Regions from separate parts of the Homo sapiens genome. Here region 1 is linked to region 2. Evidence: chromatin loops called from intact Hi-C (ENCODE). Cell type or tissue: HepG2. All regions are shown on one strand. Links, peaks and the distances in the headings refer to the core of each region. The heading gives the core; the rest is flanking DNA.

The links. Hi-C counts contacts between places; a loop is a spot of excess contacts. Peaks named below come from ENCODE experiments on the same cell type or tissue, not always from the same donor. Only the 100,000 strongest peaks of a DNase experiment are listed, where the experiment ranks them.
Region 1: it touches region 2 in a loop (7-fold over the local background); 7 of 110 quality-filtered maps call a loop at or near these places.

What each region holds. Positions count from the first base shown.
Region 1 is chr21:33,602,488-33,610,487 of GRCh38, forward strand. CRYZL1 (crystallin zeta like 1) reads right to left here. Exons shown (of 13, transcript NM_145858.3): 7 at 917-1,050. Among named protein-coding and RNA genes, the nearest start is that of DONSON, 18 kb to the left of the region's middle. RefSeq lists an enhancer at 3,352-3,441. In HepG2, for the core only: a CTCF peak has its summit at 3,488 (motif pointing left); a DNase peak (open chromatin) is centred at 3,474.
Region 2 is chr21:33,441,245-33,451,252 of GRCh38, forward strand. TMEM50B (transmembrane protein 50B) reads right to left here. Exons shown (of 7, transcript NM_006134.7): 7 at 7,897-9,619. The coding sequence ends at 9,574. Among named protein-coding and RNA genes, the nearest start is that of TMEM50B, 34 kb to the right of the region's middle. In HepG2, for the core only: a CTCF peak has its summit at 4,203 (motif pointing left); a DNase peak (open chromatin) is centred at 4,207.

The sequences.
Region 1 (8,000 bases), core at 1-8,000, 160 kb after region 2:
AAAGTTATGGGCAAGTTTAATAGGGGAAATATTTGATTGACTTTCTTCTTTACAAGGGGTGGTGGAAAAGCTGCATGTCACACGCTGTCACTCAGTCTGACCACAGCACATAATTTCAAGGATGGAGGGCCACATTCAGACACATGGCCTTGCAAAGAGAAAACTGGGCCTTGTCAATGCGATGGTCTAAGCTAATTATATACTATATATGGGAGTCCAGCTATCTCTCTTTGAAGATCAAAACACTTCAAAAGCTCCATCCTGTTCAGACCTATAGGGTAAGTTTGGGGAAACACTACTATCCTGATGTTGGATATCAGGCTGAAGCCAGTGCTGAAGACAGCTTTGCCTTTTCTTCAAAGAAAAGCAGGAAGAAAGCATTTCATCACAAGCCAGTTAGAAAATAAAACTATAAGTTAATTTCAAGATTTTCTTAACATTTTTAGATGACAATATTTTATGTATTCTTTTAGTGTCTTGAACTATTTTTTGATATATGTAATATGTTTAAATTAGGACGTGTTGATCTTTTGTGTGATCCATCTATACATAAAATGCCAATACTTGATCAACGTAAGTGTGAGGGTGGGAAATAGGCTACAAAGCTATTAGGGAATTCTGGACTATGACTTCAAAGGCTCATGTGGCATCTTAGGCTTTGTCTAACAGGAATGAATAAAAATGGCTTGTCTTTTTAATGTACCAGCAGATTCAAAGTCATAAACTAATCACACTAAATCTAACTTTGATCTTCTATTGATAAAAGCTGCTTATTATAACAAAATAGGACACTGGAAAAAAAGTCAATCAATAAGCTATTGGCAAAGAATTATATTAGCAAATGGATGGCTCATTGCTAAATTTCCTAAGTTTACTGTATGCTTGTCTGTTTCTTAACAAAACCATTAGCACCTACACTTGCTCCATCCATTATCAGCACTGATTTTCCAGGAGAGAGATGAGAAAGATAATGCAGAGCTGTATAGGCACGCACTCCATCCCGAATGCTTCCTGCTGCTTCCGTCCATGTGACCTTTTCTGGTTTATGAACTATCATAAAGAACAAGAAGAAACAATCTGTTAGCAAGTCCCACAAGTCCTACCTCCTGGATCTATTTCTCTCCATCTCTAGTACTACTATGGCCCTGGTCCAAGCCCCTACTCCCATTCTCTCTCACCTACAATACTTTCCATTATTTGCCCATGAATAATTCTCCATATAGGAGTCAGTGTGTGTGTATTTTTAAAACTTTTTATATTGTGAAATAAAATGTGCAGAAAAAGTATGTAAAATATAAAATATAGCTGGATGAATAAATATAAAGGAAATATGCAAAGTTAACGGTATACCATCCTGGTGGAGAGAGAGCACAACCATCACCCCAGCAGCCTCTTCTCTCCTCACCAAAGGTCACCACCATTCTCATGCAATTTCTTATTTGTATCACTCATTAGTACGCATTCCTAAACAATACAATTTCCTGGCCTGGCGTGGTGGCTCACGCCTGTAATCCCAGCACTTTGGGAGGCCGAGGCAGGCAGATCACGAGGTCAGGAGATCGAGACCATCCTGACTGACACGGTGAAACCCCGTCTCTGGCCGGGCGTGGTGGCTCACGCTTGTAATCCTAGCACTTTGGGAGGCCGAGGCGGGCGGATCACGAGCTCAGGAGATCGAGACCACGGTGAAACCCCGTCTCTACTGAAAATACAAAAAATTAGCCAGGCGTGGTGGCGGGCGCCTGTATTCCCAGCTACTCGGAGAGGCTGAGGCAAGAGAATGGTGTGAACCCGGGAGGCAGAGCTTGTAGCGAGCAGAGCTCATGCCAATGCACTCCAGCCTGGGTGACACAGCGAGACTCCGTCTCAAAAAAAAAAAAAAAAAAAAAAAAGTAGCCAGGCGTGGTGGCAGGCGCCTTTGGTCCCAACTACTGGAGAGGCTGAGGCAGGAGAATGGTGTGAACCCGGGAGGTGGAGGTTGCAGTGAGCTAAGATTGCACCACTGCACTCCAGCCTGGGTGACAGAGCAAGACTCCGTCTCAAAAAAAAAAAAAAAAAAATTTCATATTGCCAAGGCTTTAAACTTTATCTGAATGGAATCATACCATATGCATTCTTTTCTACCTTGCTTTTTATGTTCCATATTATGTTTTTAAGGCATCCATTCTGTGGATGAGGCTGTTAGAGCACTTTCATTCTTGTTGTTTTATGGCATTCCAATATATTAAAAACACCTTCATTTGCTTACCCATTGTTTAGCTGATGAACATTTGTGTTGTCTCCAATTTTTGTCAGTTACAAACAATGCTGCTAAGTGTGTTCGTATATGAAAAATATTGTTACACCGTGCATGGGTTTTCCTAGGATACTTAAATTGGAGTGGAAATCCTAGGTCCCAGGTATATTATCTGTTCCTTAACTACACCTTTCCAAAGTAATTGCATCAATTTACTTTCCCACAGTAGTGTCCTGTTGCTGTGAATGTCCTTGTCAACTTGTGGAATGATCACATTTATATATTTTTACCAATTATGTAGGTAGGTAATAGTTTCTTACTATGATTTTAATTTGCTTTCTCTGACTACTAAAAGAGGTTGAGCATCTTTCCATGTTCACTGGCCATCTGGAATTCCTTTTGTGAATTCCTTTTTCAAGTGTTAATCAATTTTTCTATTGTTTTGTCTTTTTCTTATTTAGAGCTTTACAGGAATTCTTTATATATTCTAGAGAAGTCATTTGTTCATGTGCTGTAAATATTATTTTCAACTTTGTGCCTTCTGTTTTCAATCTCTTTAACAGTATCTTTAAAAAACAGAATCATCAGAATGATATTTTAAAAAGATAACTGACATCCTAACAATTCCCTGCTTAAAATTTATCAATGGCTTTACACTGTACTTGGAACCAAATGCAACTCCTAATATAGTTTAAAAAGTTCCGCATGATCTGACCGTGAAACTATTCCTTAACATGTTTCACTATTTAATTTTTGTTTTGTATTTATGTTGTACACTGATGTAATTTTTCCGCAGTACAAGAATTCTTTTTTTTTTGAGATGGAGTCTCACTCTGTCGCCAGGCTGGAGTGCAGTGGTGTGATCTTGGCTCACTGCACCCTCCCCCTCCTGGGTTCAAGCAATTCTCCTGCCTCAGCCTCCCAAGTAGCTGGGATTACAGGTGCACACCACCAGGCCTGGCTAATTTTTGTATTTTTTTAGTAGAGACGGGGTTTCACCATGTTGGCCAGGCTGGTCTCGAACTCCTGACCTCAGGTGATCTGCCTACCTTGGCCTCCCAAAGTGCCGGGATTACAGGTGTAAGCCACCACGCCTGGCCAAGAAATTCTTTCTCATTTTACCTAAGATCAACTTTATAACACTTTCACAGTCTTTACCAGCTCTTTGAAATGCTTCCTCTAGTAGCAATGATTCATGTGGACTAGCCAGAGTAGTCAGCACTGCATTTAGCAACAAACTAGTGCCATCTAGTGGGCGAAGTGGAGCATTCAAACATGCATGTTGAAATGCTCAGACAAGAGCTGAGAATTAAAACAGTAAAAACATATTAAGCACCAGGTGATAGCACACACAGTACTTTATTCCTTAGGTAACTCTTTAAGATAGCTATTCTCCCAATTTTACGGATGATGAAATAGGGTTCAGGGTAATTGATTAATTTGTCTAATGCCACATAGCTCATAAGGTGAATATATGACTTTAAAGCACATCTATTTCAACAGTGCACGCTCAATCAACGTATAATTTACTTATTGGGAACATCTTCTATCAAAAGGATTGGGACTACCATATTTTTATTAAAAACTCAATCATGTTGTCCTTAAAGAAATGCTAACTGCGGCCAGGCAAGGTGGCTCACACCTGTAATCCCAGCACTTTGGGAGGCCAAGGTAGGCAGATCACCTGAGGTCAGGAGTTTGAGACTAGCCTGGCCAACATGGTGAAACCCCGTCTCTACTAAAAATACAAAAATTAGCCAGGCATGGTGGCAGGCACCTGTAATTCCAGCTACTTGGGAGGCTGAGGCAGGAGAATCGCTTGAACCCAGGAGATGGAGGTTGCGGTGAGCTGAGATCGCGCCATTGCACTCCAGACTAGGTGACAGGGCAAGACTTTGTCTCAAAAAAAAAATTGCATGGTTAGATGTGGGTTAATGTCAACACACTTGCTTTTGTGTTGGGGGTCCACAGGTGTTTATTATGTTATAAAAACTAAACAAATAAGGCCAGGTGCAGTGGCTCACACCTGTAATCCCAGCACTATGGGAGGCCGAGACAGGCAGAGCACCTGAGGTCAGGAGTTCAAGACCAGCCTGACCAACATGGAGAAACCCCATCTCTACTAAAAATACAAAAAATTAGTCAGGCGTGGTGGCGCATGCCTGTAATCCCAGCTACTTGGGAGGCTGAGGCAGGAGAATCACTTGAACCCAGGAGGCAGAGGTTGCAGTGAGCTGAGATCACACCATTCATTGCACTCCAGCCTGGGCAACAAGAGTGCAACTCCATCTCAAAAAACAATTAAACAAATAAATGCGAGCCATATTTCAGCATCTAAGAATTATAATTTGATCTCTTTCTAGTTTAGCTCCAAAGGAATAAAAACAACAATGCTGAAAATTTTGAATGAAAAATAAAATTAGTTTTAGGCTTGACAGAATTGCTTAAGAACTGAAAAGTACAAAAGAGTTGGAAGAATTACTCTACTCTTTAACTCTATTATCAAGTTTGAGAAATAGGACTAACACCACATTTTGGGGGAATGTTTGAAACATAGCTCTTTGGTTTGGTAAAGAACAGACTTATTTGAGTTGAAAGTGACTGAGCACTGAGCACTCATTAAACAATCATGAAGGCTGGCATAGTGGCTCATACCTGTAATGCCAGCACTTTGGGAGGCCAAGGCGGGAAGATCACTTGAGCTCAGGAGTTAGAGACCAGCCTGGGCAACATGGCAAGACAGTTTCTACAAAAAAAAGTTAGCCAGACATGGTGGTGCATGCCTATTGTCCCAGCTACTTGGGAGGCTGAGGTGGGAGGATCTCTTGAACCCAGGAGTTTGAGGCTGCAGTGAATTGTGATAATTCCACTTCACTGCAGCCTGGGCTACAGAGTAAGACCCTGTCTCAAAAATAAACAAGCAAACAAAAAACAAAACACCAAAGACAAATTAAAAATAAAAACAAATTATATACAAAAAAAATCACCAGGAAAGTAATAGAAACTAAAATAGAGTTGTGGTGAACTGAAAGTTTTCCCCTACAAACTTGCCGGGAAACTGAAATTATTCCCTTTTACAAAAGGTTGGAGCTACAACAGAGATTACAGGTTATTCAGTTGAGTGTCCTCATTTATAGATGCAGTCAGCATGCCTAGGATCTAGCCTAAAGGTCACACTGTTAGTCATCATTCTTTTTTTTTTAAACATTGTAAATTGACAAGTTATAATTGTATAAATTTATGGGGCACAAAATGATGCTATGATTTACGAATACAATGTGGAATAATTAAATCAAGCAAGTTAACATAGCCATCATCTCAAATACTTAACATATTTTATGATGAAAACATTTGAAATTTACTCTCAGCAATTTTGAAATGTACAATACTCTATTATTAACTATACTCACCATGCTGTGCAAAGAACTGAAAATAAAAACATATCCCTTGGCTGGGCGCGGTGGCTCACGCCTATAATCCCAGCACTTTGGGAGGCCGAGGTGGGCAGGTCACCTGAGGTCAGGAGTTCGAGACGGGCCTGGCCAGCATGGAGAAACCCCGTCTCTACTAAAAATACAAAAAGTAGCCAGGTGTGGCGGCTGGCACCTGTAATCCCAGCTACTCGGGAGGCTGAGGCAGGAGAATTGCTTGAACCTGGGAGGCGGAGGTTGCAGTGAGCCGAGATCACGCCATTGCACTCCAGCCTGGGCAATAAGAGCAAAACTCCATCTCATGAATAAACAAATAAATAAAAACATATCCCTCCTGTTTAGCTGAGATTTTATACCCTTTGTCCATCAACACTCCATTCTCCCCAGCCCGCAGCCTCTGTAGCCACCATTCTACTCTCTGCCTCTATGAGTTTGTTTTAGATTCCACATAGAAGTGAGAACATGCTGTATCTGCCTTTCTGTGCCTGGCTTATTTCACTCAGCATAGTGCTCTCCATTTCCATCTGTGTTGTCACAAATGACACAATTTCCTGCTTTTTAAAGGCTGAACAGTATTCCATTGTGTATATCTATATCATATTATTCATTCATCTGGACACTTAGGTTGAGTCCACAACTTGGCTGTTGTGAATAGTGCTGCAATGAATATGGGAGTGCAAGACATCTGATTTCAAAGCTTCCGGGAAAATATCCAGAAGGAGGATTACTGAATCATATGGTAATTCTATGTTTTGATTTTTGAGGAACATTCATACACTTTCCATAATGACTGTACTAGTTTACATTCTCACCAATAGCGTACAAAGTTTCCCTTTTCTCCACATTCTCGCCAATACTTACCTTTCATCTTTTTGGTAACAGCTATTCTGACAGGTATGAGATGGTATTTCTTTGTGGTTTTAATTTGCATTTCCCTAATGATTACTGATGTCGAGTATTTTTTCACATGTCTTCTTTTGAGAAATGTCTATTCAGGTCCTTTGACCCTTTTCTAATTGTTTTTTTCTTCTTGCTGTTTTCTGAGCTCCTTCTATATCACTATATTAACCCCTTATCAGATGTACGGCTTATCAACATTTTCCCCCAGTCTGTAGGCTGTCTCTGCACACTGTTGTTTCCTTTGCTGTGTAAGAGCTCCTTCTTAAAGTACTACTTTTTTTCTGAGACAGGCTAGAGTGCAGTGGCGCAAATACAGCTAACAGTAGCCTCAACCTCCTAGGTTCAAGCGATTCTTCCTTCTCAGCCTCCCAAGCAGCTGGGACTATAGGCACACACCACCATATCTAGTTATTATTTATTTATTTTTTTTATTTCTTGTAGAGATGGGGTTTCACCATGTTATCCAGGCTAGTCTCGGACTCCTGAGCTCAAGCAATTGGCTCTGCCTTGGCCTCCCAAAGTGCTGGGATTATTGGTGTGAGCTACTGTGCTTGGCCTAGTACTTTTTTTTTTTAAACAAACTTTTTGTTGAGATGATCTTGCTATGTTGCCCATTCTTAAAGTCTTTCTTTCCTTCTCTTCTCTTTTCTTTTCTTTTCAGACAGAGTCTCGCTCTATCGCTCTGTTGCCCAGGCTGGAGTGCAGTGGCGCGATCTCGGCTCACTGCAAGCTCCACCTCCCAGGTTCACGCCATTCTCCTGCCTCAGCCTCCTGAGTAGCTGGGACTACAGGCACCTGCCACCACGCCCGGCTAATTTTTTTGTATTTTTTAGTAGAGAGGGGGTTTCACTGTGTTAGCCAGGATGGTCTCGATCTCCTGACCTTGTGATCCGCCCGCCTCGGCCTCCCAAAGTGCTGGGATTACAGGCGTGAGCCACCATGCCTAGCCTTTTTTTTTTTTTTTTACAAAATTTTATTTGCTGGTAGAGACAAGCAAGTTGCCAAGGCTGGTCTTGAACTCCTGGGCTCAAGCAATCCTCCTACCTCAGCCTCCCAAAATGTTGGGATTATAGGCATGAGCCACCACACCCAGCCTTAAAGTACTTATTTTATGCTATTTTATTTTTTTGAGACAGAGTCTTGCTCTGTTGCCCAGGCTGGAGTACAGTGGCACAATTTTGGCTCACCTCTGTCTCCTGGGTTCAAGCGAGTCTCGTGCCTCATCCTCTTGAGTAGCTCGGACTACAGGCATGTGCCACCACAGCTGGCTAATTTTTTATATTTTTAGTAGAGACGGGGTTTTGTCATGTTGGCCAGGCTGGTCTCAAACTTTTGAGGGGTTCCACCTGCCTTGGCCTCCCAAAGTGCTGGGATTACAGGCATGAGCCACCACGCCTGTCGTACTTCTTTTAAAGAAACATTTTGCTGTGTTT
Region 2 (10,008 bases), core at 1,072-9,071:
TTCTTGGTACATAACATTTAAAGAAGCCTGCATAGTCACTATGGCCACTATGTCTTTGAAGTGCCACAACAGAGAGAGGCTCTCTGAAAGGAAATGATACTGATTTGGGAATAGGGTATTACAAGGGGAACACGTGTGCCAGAGTAAACTATGTACATATTTAGGAAGGTGAAGGAAAACAAAGGTTCTTAAAGGAAAAAATGAGGATTAGATCACTGTTTTAAGATAATTATCCTTGGCTATAAGGATCAATAGCAAGGGGGATGCCATTCCAAGGTTAGACAGGCAGTTGTTGGGCAGATGTCCTCATAGAAGTGTTTGTTGTGTAAGGCGGTGAAGGGCTTTGTGCAAGGTTGAGATTTTTGCAGTCTTTTGTGATCATTTTTATTTATTTATTTATTTAGAGACAGAGTCTTGCTCTGTCACCCAAGCTGGAGGGCAGTGATGCAATCACAGCTCACTGCAACGTCTGCCTCCTGGATTCAAGAAATTCTCCTGTCTCAGCCTCCTTAGTAGCTGGGACTACAGGCATCCGCCACCATGCCTGGCTAATTTTTTGTATTTTTAGTAGAGATGGGATTTTGCCATGTTGCCCAGGCTGGTCTTGAACTCCTGACCTCAAGTGATCCACCTGCCTCAACCTTCTAAAATGCTGGGATTACAGGCATGAGCCACCACGCCCGGCCTTGTGATCATTTTTGTTATCAAGCATTTTTGCATGAGAATCCTTCATGGCCTTCCCCAGCTCTATTTGTCAGGGTTTTTTATTTGTTTGCTTGTTTGTTTGAAGCACAAGTGACTCCATTTTGATTCTGACAACTTCCACACTATGCAGTCACATCTCTGAGGCGCCCAGAGCCCTTCAAAATATATTTGCTGTTTGCCAAATAGTCTCTATTTGAGATGAGAACATCCCCAGCTGTCCTTCTGTTTGATGAGAAGTGAGACTCCACCCCAGCAGCTTCCGGAGATGCAGTCATGCCTCCCCACCCTTCACTGCCACTCCCAGCCTCCCTTGAGACTCAAGGACTGTCCCACGGGAATGAAGTGAAAGTGACGTCTTTCTCCTTGTTTCCAGTCTGTGGTGAGGGAAAACAGCTGGCTACGCTTGAGAGGGTATGGAAACTGGTCAGAGTGGTTACTTGGGACCTGGGGCCTCAGAGCCACCCGTTGCTAAGGAGAGGACTCTGGTCAGGGCAACTTGCCAATGCTCTAGGAATGACACCTAGACATTCCTAAAAAATGATAGCCTAAAAATTCATCCCATTGTAGAAATACAGGCAGCACTAGCTTCTCTGGGCCCCTCAGTTATCAAAAAAAGAGGAGGGAGGCAGACCCTCAGGGTTACTTTACATCCATATACCTAGCTACAACATAAACATCAAATGATATGTGGCCAGGCGCGCTGGCTCATGCCTGTAATCCCAGCACTTTGGGAGGCAGAGGCAGGCAGATCACTTGAGGTCAGGAGTTCGACACCAGCCTGGCCAACATGGAGAAACCCCGTCTCTACTAAAAATACAAAAATTAGCCAGGCATGATGGTGCATGCCTGTAGTTCCAGCTACTCAGTAGGTTAAGGCATGAGAATCGCTTGAACCTGGGAGGCGGAGGTTGCAGTGAGCAAGATCGTGCCACTGCACTCCAGCCTGGGCTAACAGAGAGAGACTCTGTCTCAAAAAAAAAAACAAAACAAATCAAAACAAAAAGCACAACATATGATATTAATGATTTTCCTTGAAATTAAATAGTGGTATGAGTAACAATGTATAATAACTGTAAATATTAATTCAACTCGTTTCATTTCTACATTCAGGTGAATAAAAATATCTGATCTATTCTCTGTGGGTAATAAGAGTATTTTTGTATCTGAAAAGCCTAAGAGAGGGTCAAACCCTTAAAGAGCTGGTAAGTCCAGGTAGGAGGACCCTGAGGTCCTTGGAGATGGGCAGGTACAAAATTTTGCCTGGCATAAAATTCAATTAATCAATCAAACTAATGTGTTTCTTGACTATTTACTTTCTGAAATTTTCCTGTGACCCTTAATACAACTGTGAGTACCTTCAAGTGTCCTCCAGATCCAGACACTTCTCAAGTGGCCAGCCCCATGCTAACTACTAAAATAGTGGAGCACCAGTAGTCGGGGCTGTGGGTACATTCCTGTAGGCTGTGCACCGCACAACCCCACAGGTGCTGTTGACCTAAACAGAACACAAAGGCACACAGCAACTGCTAGTAGTCCTGATACGTAAGCCACTCAAGTTCCAAATGCCTAGTCACAGAAGACAAAGACTGAAGAACCATTCCAAATATTAGAGACACTGCAGGGATATGACGACTAAATGCAACGTGTGACCATGGGCAGGATCCTGCCACAGAAAAATAGTATTTTTCTTTACTATAAAGTACATTACAGGGGTAATCTGAAGAATTTGAATAAGGCACAAAGTACTGTATCAATGTTAATTTTCTGACTTTGGCATCGTATCGCAGTGATGTTTGGGGGGAAATATACACAGGATTCAAGGGTAAGTAAACAGGCGTCACATCTGCAGCATGCTGCCAAACATTTAAAATAACAGACCAAAGCAAATGTAGTAAAATGTTAACTTCTGGGAATCTGAAAGGTTATACAGGAATTCTTTGTGGTTTTTTTTTGTTTGTTTGTTTGTTTTTTTACAGAGTTTCGCTCTGTCGCCCAGGCTGGAGTGCAATGGCGGGGTCTTGGCTCACTGCAACTTCCGCCTCCTGGGTTCAAGCGATTCTCCTGCCTCAGCCTCCCAAGTAGCTGGGATTATAGGCACCTGCCACTACGCCTGGCTAATTTTTGTATTTTTAGTAGAGATGGGATTTCACCATGTTGGCCAAGCTGGTCTTGAACTCCTGACCTCCGGTGATCCGCCCACCTTGGCCTCCCAAAGCACTGAGATATAGGCGTGAGCACCATGCCTGGCCTCTTTGTGCTATTTTTATAACTCTCCTGGTAAGTCTGATGTAATTTCAACATAAAAAGTTAATCTCAGGCTGGGCGCAGTGGCTCACGCCTGTAATCCTAGCACTTTGGGAAGTTGAGGTGAGCAGACCGCTTGAGCTCAGGAGCTCCAGACCAATCTGGGCAACATGGTGAAACCGTGTCTCTACAAAAAATACAATTAGCCAGGCATGGTGGCGTGCGTCTGTAGTCCAAGCTACTCAGGAGACTGAGGAGAGAGGATCTCTTGAGCCTAGGAGGCAGAGGTTGCAGTGAGCCGAGCTCACACCACTGCACTCCAGCCTGGGTGACAGAGCCAGACCCTGTCTCAAAAAAAAAAAAGGTTAATTTCTAAACTCACAACTTCCATGGTGGGAGGGAAGTACACTGATCACACTGAATAATGTTTTTGGCACCAGGAGTAGAAACTGTTGGAGCACAGACCTGTACTATAGTCCCAGCTACTCGGGAGGCTGAGGCTGGAGGGTCACTTGAGCTCAAGAGTTCCAGGTCGAAGTGTGCAATGTTCATGCCTGTGAAAGCCACTGTACTCCAGCCTGGGTAAAATAGTGAGACTCCATCTCTTTACAAAAAAAAAAAAAAAAAGAAAGAAAAAGAAACAAAAGAAACTGCTGGCTGGGTGCAGTGGTTCATACCTGTAATCCCAGCACTTTAGGAGGCTGAGGTAGGCAGATCCTTTGAGCCCAGGAGTTCGAGACCAGCCTGGGTAACATGGTGAAACCCCATCTCTACAAAACATTAACAATTAGCCAGGATGTAGTGGCATGCACCTGAGCTACTTGGAAGGCTGAGGTGGGAGGATCGCTTGAGCCTGGGAGGTGGAGGGTGACAGAGTGAGACCCAGTCTCAAAAAAAAAAAAAAAAAACCAGAAACTGCTGCTGGAAAAGAGCACAATTTACATCCTTTTTGGAGAGCTCTCTGGTTTTATGTCTAGACCTCTGGGGTGGGGAAGAGGTCAACATGCTCCCCAAATCAAAGACCCAGCACTCTCTACACTGGCATAATCCATGAGGGTCTAGGCAGCCTGTCCTGCCATACTTACTCAAAGAAATTTAAAATATCCTATCTGCCACAGCTGAAAGAATTGAAGAGGCATTTACTGCTATCCAAAACCCTAAGTAAAATTACTTAAGCTGTGATAAAAGTGCTACAAAAAAATGCTCTGGCAGGCTCTAAACTTGGAAGTCTTGTTTTTCTTAGCATGGCATGCCACCTTGTGGCAAAAAGCTAAAAAGTCATCAGATGAGAAAGGAAACATCCCTTCAAAAGTCATCATAAGAAATGCCGGGCACGGCGCCTGTAATTCCCTGCACTTTGGGAGGCCAAGGCTGGCGGATCGCTTGAGGTTAGAAGTTCGAGACCAGCCTGGCCAACATGGCAAAACCCCATCTCTACTAAAAATACAAAAACAATTAGCCAGGCGTGGTGGCATGTGCCTACAATCCCAGTTACTTGGGAGGCCAAGGCACGAGAATGGCTTGAACCCAGGAGGCTGAGGCTGCAGTGAGCCACTGCACTCCAGCCTGGATGACAGAGTGAGACTCTGTCTCAAAAAAAAAAGGAAAAAAAAAGCCTACTTGTGTGAATCACTTATTATTTCCAGGAACTTTGTTAAGCATTTCCTCAGATTAATTCTCAAACATACTTACAGACAGGGAAACAGTCTTGCAGTCAAATAGCTAATAAATGGCAGTGCCAGAATAAGGGAATAAGGGAGAAGTAAACCAACCTAAACTTAAATCCATAGGCCTCCGAGAATCCCAGCGCCCAAACCACAACTGTCTAGTAACAACGCAATTGGAAGAATTCTTCCTACTGTGCCCTCCTGCCACCATTTTTATTCCCCATAATCAGGCTGGCCACAGGCTTTTCCCAAAGCCAGCCATGCCCACACCTAAACATTTTCCTCTCCTTTTGTTAATTCCCTGTGTTCTATCTATTCTAAAGCCACCATAGCAGCACTTTCCCCAAATTACATTTTTCTTTTATTTTTTTTATTTTTTATTTTTTATTTTTTTTTGAGACAGTCTTGCTCTGTTGCCCACACTGGAGTACAGTGGCTTGATCTGAGCTCACTGCAGCCTCTGCCTCCTGGGCTCAAGCAATTCTCCTGCCTCAGCATCCCAAGTAGCTGGGATTACAGGCATGTACCACCATACTTGGCTAATTTTTTGTATTTTTAGTAGAGATGGGTTTCACTATGTTGGCCAGGCTGATCTCGAACTCCTGACCTCAAGTAATCTGCCCGCCTCGGACTCCCAAAGTACTGGGAGTACAGGCGAGAGCCGCTGTGCCTGGCCCCAAATTACATTTTTCAACATGTTCCAGGAGATAAATTTCCAAGTCTCAGTAATAGAAAACACCATATAATTGACACCCTCCTCCTAAAGACATACAATACACACACACACACACACACAAAAAAAAAAAAAAAAAAAAAAACCTCTAAGAAAGAAAAGAACTTTACAGAATTTTAAAAAGGTGTTTTGGAGCCTAGTGTGGTGATTTGCACCTCTAGTCCCAGCTACTCAGGAGGCTGAGGCAGGAGGATCACTTGAGCTCAGGAATTCAAGACCAGCCTGGGCAACATAGCAAGACCCCTCTCTAAAAAAGACTAAGCAAGAAGGCGGGGCGCAGTGCTCACGCCTGTAATCCCAACACTTTGGGAGGCCGAGGCGGGTGGATCACCTGGGGTCAGGAATTTGAGACCAGCTTGGCCAATATGGTGAAACCATGTCTCTACTAAAAATACAAAAATTAGCCGGGTAGGATGGTACCCACCTGTAACCCCAGCTACTCGGGAGGCTGAGGCACGAGAACCATTTGAACCTGGGAGACAGAGGTTGCAGTGAGCTGAGATTGCACCACTACACTCCAGCCTGGGTGACAAGAGCAAAACTCCATCTGAAAAAAAAAAAAAAAATCAAGAAATAAAGAAAGAAAAAACATGTTTAGACCTAGTTCAGCCCAGGGTTTCCCAAGCTTCTTTGACACACACACCTTTTCTCAGGTACACCTTCAGGGCCACCAGTGTTCTAAAAGCAACTTGGGAAAGGTGCAACTAAATCTAAAAAGGAGAGCTGAGTGTGGTGGTGCACACCTATAGTAGACTGAGGGGAGGACTGCTTGAGCCAAGGAGTTCAAGGCAGTAGTGAGCTATAATCACACCACGGCGTTCCAGCCTGGGCAAGAGTAAGACACTGTAAAAAGGACTCCATAAAAAAGAACAATGAAAACAAAGACTCCTGAGTTGATGTTGTGACTGAAAACCCTTCCACTGGGGAAAAATGTAGAGATCATGAGTTCAATGCACCCATGTCAAACCCTCTGGGGGCTCTTGCTCAAGGGGCCAAATTATATGGTTTGATATCATCAATCTTTCAGTCTTCCAATTTCATTATGTTGATGCAAATCAATGTCAAGTCAACGTCTTGTGTATAGAAATACACACACACACACACACACACACACACACACACACACATATATATATATACTGGAAAAATACAGCCTCTGGGTTTTTACTCAGTGGCAACAGCACAAGGAATACAAGGATCTTAGAGCAATAAAATGGAATACTCTGATAATATTGGTCCACACACAAAAAACACTCAGATTCAATGACCACTGAATCTATGTGACAGCTTGAGAACCTTAGTAAGGGAATCACATGCATTTGTAGATGATTACCAAAGATTCTGCCCTAACTCATAATATTTCTAAGAGTGGATACTAACATTATCTCTTTTATGTTTTTATTTATTTTTTATTTTCTAGACGGAGTCTCGCTTTGTCACCCAAGCTGGAGTGCAGTTGCACGATCTTGGCTCACTGCAACCTCTGCCTCCCGGGTTCAAGCAATTCTCCCTGCCTCAGCCTCCCGAGTAGCTGGGATTACAGGGGTGCACCACCACGCCTGGCTAATTTGTTGTATTTTTAGTACAGACCGGGTTTCAGTATGTTGGCCAGGCTGGTCTCGAACTCCTGACCTCATGATCTGCCCGCCTCGGCCTCCCAAAGTGCTGGGATTACAGGCGTGAGCCCCCACGCCTGACCACATTATCTCTTTTTTTAAAATGAAGAAACAGAAAATTAAGTGATTTGCTCACAACTAAAAAACAAATTCAGGGTTGGGTGTGGTGGCTCATGCCTGTCAACCTAGCACTTTGTGAGGTTGAGGCAGGTGGATGTGTTGAGACCAGTTCACCCAGAACAGCATAGTGAGACCCCCGTCTCTACAAAAAACAACTTTTTTTTTTAATGACATGGAGTCTTGCTCTGTTGCCCAGACTGGAGTGCAGTGGCACGATTTTGGCTCACTGCAAGCTCTGCCTCCAAGGTTCACGCCATTCTCTTGCCTCAGCCTCCCAAGTAGCTGGGACTACAGGTGACCCCCACCACGCCCGGCTAATTTTTTTGTATTTTTAGTACAGACAGGGTTTCACCATGTTAGCCAGGATGGTCTCGATCTCCTGACCTCGTGATCCGCCCACCTAGGCCTCCCAAAACATTTTTTTTTAATTAACCAGACATAATGACACGTACCTGTGGTCCCAGCTGCTTGGAAAGCGGAGGTAAGAGGATTGCCTGAGCTCCAGCATTTGAAGGTGCAGTGAGCTGTGGTTGCACCACTGCACTCCAGCCTAGGCAACAGAGTGAGATATTGTCTTTAAAAAAAAAAAAAAAAATTCATGGCAGAGTCAGAAATAGAAAAAAACAGCCACCATTTCCAGTCAGTCTTCAGGGAAACCTTCAATAACCCTCACATAAGCATTTTACAAGTCTATTTCTTCTTATTTTATAAACATAACTGCATCTTTAATTGGGTATACTTGAATAATTGAAAACTGAACAGCAAATCAATTTTTATGGTTCATTTTCTCCAACAAACAACAATATTAAACTGTATGAGAAGTAATATTTATTGCAACAGGTTATGAGGTGGAAACAAATAATTAGTCTTACAATTTGCTAGAAGCATGACAGAGCTTACTAACATTTTGAAGAAAAAACAGCAAAGAAAGAAGTCATCAAACAAGATGGTATCTTGACAAAGGCACAGCGCTCCACAACTGCTTCATACTCTGTGCACAAGAAATCCTCTCAAGAGAGAGGAGAGGAGTGATGCCAAATGGGCTTACATTAGAGCCGTGGACACTACCACTGGTATTATTCATACAACCAAGGCTCTACAACACCCCTCTGGAGAAAAAGTGCAACACAAAATCTGTGTAACAAAGGAAAGCAAAAGTAGCAATAAGGGCCCAGAGGAATACAAACAGTGCAAATACAGTACTGCAAACTCAGTAAAAGGAGTTTTTGATTGGAGTATGAACTTTCAAGTTGAAGATATATTTCACAGGAATATTCACCCAAAGCTTGAGAGCTAGAGCGAGGAGAGACTTGCAGTCGGTAACTGAGTAGATGAAATGCATAATTTTTCACTAGGTGATAATTCCCTTTGGGAAGAAGTGCTTTATCTTTAATTATTCCACTTTTTGTTAAATGGTTCATGCTTTTAAACTGCGATTGTCTCAAACTTGCTTGCTATTGAATTGTGTAACATCAGATAATGGCAAGTTGTCAAAAGATAACCCCAGTGGATATTTGAAGCTGCTTTTACGAGAAGCATGGTGCTGAGCTGCCTTACACAGTCTTTTTACAGTAACCATAAAAAACTGAGTTTATTTGATCATGTATTATCCCTTCTCACATAAAGTCATATTAGAGGAATTCTTTTTAAAAGAAGCTTTCAAACTAGTCCTTTGGGCATTTAAAAAATCATTATATAAAAGTACACTTCTTCAATACATAAGAACAAATATTTTTTCTTTACCAAAAAAACCTCATTTTTAGGCCAAAATAAGTTACAACTTGCTGAAAACCTTTTATGGCTCAGTGCTCATTCTAGATATATGAAGCTATATTTTTTTGTACATCTTCAGAAATCAGATACTGAGAGTGGTCCTTCTTTTTTTTGAGAGGGAGTTTCACTTTCTCCCCCAGGCTAGAGTGCAGTGGCGCAAACTCAGCTCACTACAACCTCTGCCCCCCGGGTTCAAGCGATTCTCCTGCCTCAGCCTCCTAGGTAGTTGGGATTACAGGCACCCACCACCATGCCTGGCTAATTTTTGTATTTTTAGTAGATGGGGTTTCGCCATGTTGGCCAGGCTGGTCTCAAACACTTGACCTCAAGCAATCGGCCCGCCTCGGCCTCCCAAAGTGCTGGGATTACAGGCATGAGCCACCGTGCCCAGCCAGAGAGACAAGAGTGGTTACTTCTAAAATGACAAGATGATGTAACCCTGGCTCAGGGAGTAGATCAAGTTCTAAATCTCAGGAATAAAAAACTGATACTCATTATCCAATTCATATAGTCTTGTATTATATACATATTAACAGTCTATGCAATGAAAAATAAAGAAATTTCATAAAACTATTTCAAAACTCAGAACATAAAAATGTAAAGAAACAAAACATTTAATGTACAATCTACTCCATTTGGCAATGTGTACTGAGAGATAAAAAACCTATCTACAAACAGAATATAACAAAAGGAAAATGTGACTTAAGAAGTGATCTCAGGTCCATAGCTCTTCGGTTCTTCCAAATTTGTAGATCAGAGTGCTAGAAAGATAGGAAAACAAATCATGAGGAAAAAACCGATGGAACAAGCAACACAGAATTCATTTTCTCAATATGCTTTGACAGGTACTTCACTGATTCCTATCAATTTTAAAAATTAAATTAGACATCATGGCAGTGTTGGTCTTAATTTGCTTATTTTGTAAAGCAGTCTGTTAACTACGATGGCTAAGCATAACTGTATTCTTTCTTAAGGCCTGGGAAGTTATTAACAGGCAACTTGTAAGGAAAAGAGACATTTCTCTATGACTCAGAAACAAAAAAATGAATCAATAAATCAAAAGAAAAAGGGAGAGAGACCATTCTCATAGTGACAGGCATTAGGGCCATTTTATGTCTCCAGGAGCCTACCATATCTAAATTACAGTAAC